Linked DNA regions of Mus musculus: region 1 is linked to region 2. The links are chromatin loops, found by intact Hi-C in ENCODE. Cell type or tissue: heart. All regions are shown on one strand. Links, peaks and the distances in the headings refer to the core of each region. The heading gives the core; the rest is flanking DNA. Region 1 holds the start of Pum3 (pumilio RNA-binding family member 3). Region 2 holds the start of Rfx3 (regulatory factor X, 3 (influences HLA class II expression)).

Region 1 (2,900 bases), core at 93-2,592, 580 kb before region 2:
TTCTCATTCCTGTCCTCTTCCTATTCCAAGATACAGTTAATGTAGCCACCTCATGTCCTTTTTTCCAGGTTATGTCCCCTTTGGGAGTTTAAGATTTTCATTATTAGACTGAGGTTATGCTTGGGCCAGGGGAAGGGGTGGCACATGACAGCAAAGAAGTGCTGCTCTCACAGTGACAAAGCTATGCGGCAGTCATGATGATGTTAACCCTGGTCACTTAAAGCACTGTTCACCAAGTTACTAAGCAATCAAATTAACGGCTAATCCAAGAGCAAGACAAGCAAATTAGGTATTCTAGACTGTGCAGCCTTGGGACCCTGAGATAACGTCCTACACAGACCTGAGTCCTCAACACTTCTTGATTATGTATATAACTGGCGTCTTATGCTTAATGTCTGAGACACAATCCTCTGCATTCCACTACAAATTACTATCTTTCTCTCCCTGTCTATTCCTGCTGTATTCAACGGGGACCATCTACTCCACTTCGCAGAGAGAAAACTGGAGCACGGCTCCTGATGTTCACTTCTTTGGTAGTCATCGTGTACCCAACAGTAAGTTATCCTGCAGTCTCCTTAAAGATACCTCTGTCTCTACTACCAACACTCAATGCAAATCATCAAAAATCTCCTTAAGAGAGTCAAGACCTACCATGAGCCTCCCGATCTTTTCTAATAATCCTTCATTATTTTATATGCCTAGGAACACAAAGCAAAATACTTCCCACTACACAAAAATAAAGAGACTCGACACCAAGGCTCCACAGTTCTACCTTCCTCTTTGTCCAGTCCGCGCCTTACTCCTGACTTCCACCTCCGGGACATCCCACTGCCTCTGTTTAAAATACTCTTGCCTCCCATCATGCTTGGCTTATGGATCGCTTCAGTTTTCCCTGCACTGCTCCTATGCACAACGTCTGACACGGGACGAGTGGGCTGACTGTGACTCGCACAGGCCGGAGTTTGACAGCGAAACTTGTTCCTTTAGCTCTACAATAATCAAGTTAACAGAGAGGGCTTAACCCCTGCCCTCGCCAGGGTTCCTCCAACTCCGGGCCAGAGAAGCGGCCAGGTAGACCGTCCCGGAGATGGAGCTGAAGACGCCGCTCGCCCACCACCCCGCAGAGCTCCCCGCTCCCGAGCGGCCGGCGGACACTCGCCCCACACTTCCCGCACCAAACTCTCCACAACACTCACCGCACACGTGGGGCAGAAACTCGCAGAGTTCCGCCACCACCCCCCGCCGCTTCCGCTTCCGCTTCCGCGTTCTGCCCCGCCCCGGATCCGCTGATTGTAGCGTTACGTCCTGGTACTGGGGTCAAGGGGTGGAGCTTAGGAAACACGAAATCCGTAGTTCCTGTTGGTCCATTTTCGCCACACCTCTCGTCTGAGAGGGCTGCATGAGTTTTGGCCCTCGAAGGGATCCGTCCCGTGGAAGACGAGTCCGTGGCTTGGGAAAGTGACGCTTGAGCCTGCAGATTTCTGGGAACGACGCGGGTTCTCGCGAGGGCCACCCAGGTCCTGAAGGAGTTAAAAGACAGCGAAGTCTGCAAGCTGGGTTAGCGTTGGGACAGCTCGCTCGTTAGTGTCTGTTTGCGTCGTTAGTCTAGCCTGGAGGGTAAAAGCTGTACCGGAGTCTCTTCTGTTGTAATCGTGTTTGCCAACACCCATGTCTCCCTTATTTCCCACCCTAGCTGCGAATCTCCGGATAAATTAGATCCCTCGGGAACCATAAGTGTAAAGAACGGAGCACAGTCAAATATTGTGAAAAGCTCTTTCCATAAATGTGTGTGTGGCGTTTTTAATGTAGGCCCGTTCTTGGGCATGCATTTTTTCCCCCACGGTTCCACTTTAGGATATATATTTAAGGTATTACTCCATTTTAGCGAGGAAGCAATAGAAACAAACTTGGTCTTGGGGGCTGCAGAGATGGCTAAGCTGTTTTCTGCTCTTGGAGAGGACTTGGGTTCATTTCCCAGCACCTACATGGCGGCAGTTCCAGGGGATCCCACGTCGCGCCAAACAACAGAACCTTACTGCCTAACTGTTCTGAAATGCAGATGTTAGTTGGTTGAGCAGGGGGCCCTTTTTGAAGCCCCAAGGAGTGAGTGGACGTCCCATGTATCTTCAGCATCTGGTGCTTCAGACGTTCCTTGGCTTATACCTGACTCCTGCCCCTGCCTTTCATTCTCTTCCGTCTTTGTTGTGAGAACACTTGTCAGTTTGTTAAGATAGCTTGCAAATAAGCTTAGAGACTATAATTCCCTGTGGACACTGTCTCTTGTGTCGCTGGTAACACATCTTTAAGTGTTACGGCTCTGTTAGGGGAAGGCTTCAGCTGCTGGGAAAGTTTCCCTGATGCAGGTGTTACAGCTTTGCTCTGGCTCATAGAAAATTTTCCCTGTGACAGTTCTGCTCCAAAAGGTATCCTGGCAGTCAGGAGCCAAGGAATACCACAAAGTCTTGCTGCACAACTAAGCTCAGGCAAGGGATTAATTTGGAGGGAAAAGCTAAGGAGGGTGGTTGCCCTGCTTGGAAGAGAAGCAACAGAGAACTGGGCAGAATTGGGGGATGGGGAAATATATCAGGATTCTGGGGTGGGGGGTTACTTTCCAGGGTGGTCTGGGATTTTATTTTACTTTTTTCTTGTACGGCGAGACCTGGGCTGGGAATGGCTATTACAGCCTTTAAAAGATGACCATTAGGGAAGTCAAGGGCACATGTGTGTGTGGGGGGGGGGGTCTGGCTATTTCCTGCCTTGAAGCACTAGAAAGGCAGTTACAGCTGTTTTAGCCTTTACACCCTTGCTAGAGCTCCTGAGGCCAAGACCTAGCCACTTTTGTGCCTTGAGGATTTACAACGGCTACTAAGTATACAAAATTTACAAAGGGAGGTCATGGC
Region 2 (2,900 bases), core at 177-2,676:
CTCCTGTGGGGAGGGAGGTGCATCAAAGTGAAACAGAACCTCAGGACTACCCCTCCCATCTCCACATGAAGGATAAAGCGCTGTCAGTAGCCACTAACCAAAGTAGCACAGATGCCCTGCATCCGGTTTAAATCACAAGCACACACACACACACACACACACACACACACAAACCCGAAAAGGGGAGGGGGGAGAGAGAGAGAGGAGAGGGAGAGGAGACAGAGGAGAGACAAGAGAGGAAAGAGGAGAGAAGAGAAACAGAGAAACAGACTTAAAAAAAAAATCTCTCAAGAGCAGCAGAGGCCCCCTAGTTTCAATGTGTGTGCAAATGGGGGGAAGGGGGGAGAAGACTGCTGAATGGATATTAAGACTGTTTGCAGCACAAAGAAAAATACAGTTTTAAAAGAAAAAAAAAAAAAAAGAATCCCGTGAGGCCAGTGATGGTCAAATAAGTGCAGTCCGTTCAGCAGCAGGCACAGAGGGGCCGAAACGAAGGGAGCGGGCTTCGGGAAAAGTTCACCGAGGTACCAGGATAAAAATAACAAAACCCCCAACAAGGCCCCGCAAGTGAACAACAACCACCACAGCGCAGCACCTTTTGGGGACCCCCCCTGCTCACTGCTGTCTATTTCGATTTGGAAAGCAGCAGCCACCAGGCAGCTTTGCAAAGCAGCGAATTAAAGAAAGAGAGAGGGAGAAAGCGAGCCCCTTCTCTCCACCTGCCCCTCCTCCTGGGCGCCCGCGGACCTGGGGGGGACGCTCCAACACCCGCGACGGACAGCGGCGGCTTCCTAGCCCGCTCGCCCCGCAGCCCCGGCTCCCGCTCCATCCCCGAGCGCCGAGGCCGGGCGGGCAGGCGCGCGGCGCCCACACCCCCGAGCCCGCCGCGCGCGGGTCCATTGTAAACAAGCCCCCGGGACCGAGCCCCTCAAGCGGCCGCAGCCGGTGTCAGGAGGGAGACCCCGCACAGCCACGCTCGCTCGCACACACGAACACACGCACGGACACACACGCTCCCACACACATGTAGAGAGACCGAAGAATATTCACCTTGGCTGTGGATTATTGTGGTGTTGTTGGTGGGTGATGGAGATGGTGGTGGTGGGGAGGAGGAGGAGGAGGAAGAGGAGGAGGAGGAGGAGAGGAGTAGTTGTTGTTGATGGGTAACAGTCGCCAGGACTACGGTGACTATGGCGCTTGATTCACAAGGCAACGGTTGCTATAACTCACAAAAGAGAGAGAGAGGGAGAGAGAGAGGGAGCGAGGGAGAGGGAGACACTCGCGCGGGGAGGGGCGGGGGGGAGGGAGGAGGGGAGAGGGCGGGCCCGAGAGCGCCGGAAGAAGCGGCTTCGGCGCCGTGACTGACAGCTCGGAGCCCGGGCGGGGGGCTGCGGTCGGGATTCCGACGTCGGTTTTTCCCCCGAGGTGCGCTTTAAGACTTGGCGGGCCCGGGGTCAGGGCGAGTCTGCCTGGAGGAACGGGACGGAGGACGCCGGGGAAAGCTGAGGGTCTGGAGGCGAGGGCTACTTTCCGTCAAAGGAGCCCCGCCTGCCTCTGCCGCCAGCTCTGTGCCCAGCCGCCCCGCAGCCGCGAGAGGAAAAGCGCGAAGCCAGGGGAGGGGGAGTGACGACGGAGCCAACACTGTGTGAGACGCGCGCTACCGCGGAGGCAGACCCCACTTTGAAGAGCGGGCTCCACCCCGGGGCGTACGTCATTTCCTGGGCGGCCCCAGCTAATATCCCGGATGTGCTGCGCTCCTCCCCTCTCTCTCCTCTCTTCCCCCCGCCCCGCTCAGGTTTTTTTTTTTTTTTTTTTTTTTTCTCCCCTCCCTCTCCGTGGTCGCCAGTGTGGTGTTTCCCGGTCGGTCGTTTATGCCTCGCGGGTGATCCCTTTCCCAGACTCTCTGCGGCCGGCGCGGGCCTCCAGGGTCTCGGCTTTGCCCTCCCCTCCATCGAATTCCGCTTTCTCGCGCCTCCCGAGGCCGCGGGGTCCTGAGGAGCGCGGGCGGCGGGGTGTGAGCGGTGCTCCCGCCGCCATCTTAGGGAGCGAGAGCCTGGGCGCGCGAACGGTGACCCATCTCGCTCGGCGCGGCCGCTACCTCCCTGCGGAACCGAGACGCCAAGTTAGCACCCTGCAGGACCGGGAGGAAGTGCCAAGGGGAAGGGAATTCGAGCTTTCCGAGGATGAGGGTCCCTACAGGGGTGGGTTAGACCTTTCAGAGTAGCCCTCGGTAGGTCCTTAAGGGGCTCTACCCTTTCAGAGTTGACGGGATGGATCCCAGCTAGACCAATCGCCCTATTAGCTGGCATCGGTTTCTTAACAGCCTGGGGGTAGCTTGTTCTTGAGCTGTGTTGGACACGGGAACGGCTTCTGTCCATGGAGAACATTATTAGCACACAACCTGGCACCTCAAACTCGAGTTGATAAGGCACAGCTTCTGAAACCTCATGGTTCAAGCATATTCGTCCAATTCTCCTCATACTGGAGTCCAGCAGGCACGTGCCCCCAGGCCCGCCAATACCCAAAATCTCCCAACATTTGCAGCTAAGCAGCTTATCCAAGACAATAACATACTGGAAGTAGAGCCTTAAGAAGTCAGTTCTCCTCTTGAGGCTTAATTTTTGCACCGGCACATGAGGGATTTGGGCCAGCATGAGTTCCCTGTTAAAATAAGGCTGAGCTCTCTTTCTGTGCCCCAGACCTTGTGCTAAGTGTTTTACATACATTATCTCATTTAATCCTGACACCTGTTCTATTGGATACATAATATTCTCATTTTAGGGAAAACAAGCCGTCATTTTATCTTGCCTCTCTGTGCCATGAAATGCTAGGTAAAAGACATTTTAGAAACCAACTATTAGAACAATAGATTTAGCAGTAATACTGTAAGCTTTGATAAT

Evidence for each region. Peaks named below come from ENCODE experiments on the same cell type or tissue, not always from the same donor. Only the 100,000 strongest peaks of a DNase experiment are listed, where the experiment ranks them.
Region 1: a loop joins it to region 2, with 5 times the contacts of the local background. A loop is called at or near these places in 16 of 42 quality-filtered maps.

Annotation. Positions count from the first base shown.
Region 1 is chr19:27,428,596-27,431,495 of GRCm38, forward strand. It overlaps Pum3 (pumilio RNA-binding family member 3), which reads right to left and starts at 1,313. Exons shown (of 18, transcript NM_177474.5): 1 at 1,197-1,313. C030016D13Rik (RIKEN cDNA C030016D13 gene) reads left to right here and starts at 1,442. Exons shown (of 1, transcript NR_027987.1): 1 at 1,442-2,900. In heart, for the core only: no CTCF peak of the experiment used is centred there; a DNase peak (open chromatin) is centred at 1,376; H3K4me3 peaks cover 2,500 bases; H3K27ac peaks cover 2,129 bases.
Region 2 is chr19:28,009,922-28,012,821 of GRCm38, forward strand. It overlaps Rfx3 (regulatory factor X, 3 (influences HLA class II expression)), which reads right to left and starts at 1,245. Exons shown (of 17, transcript NM_011265.3): 1 at 1,051-1,245. In heart, for the core only: no CTCF peak of the experiment used is centred there; DNase peaks (open chromatin) are centred at 1,660 and 2,110; H3K4me3 peaks cover 2,500 bases; H3K27ac peaks cover 2,500 bases.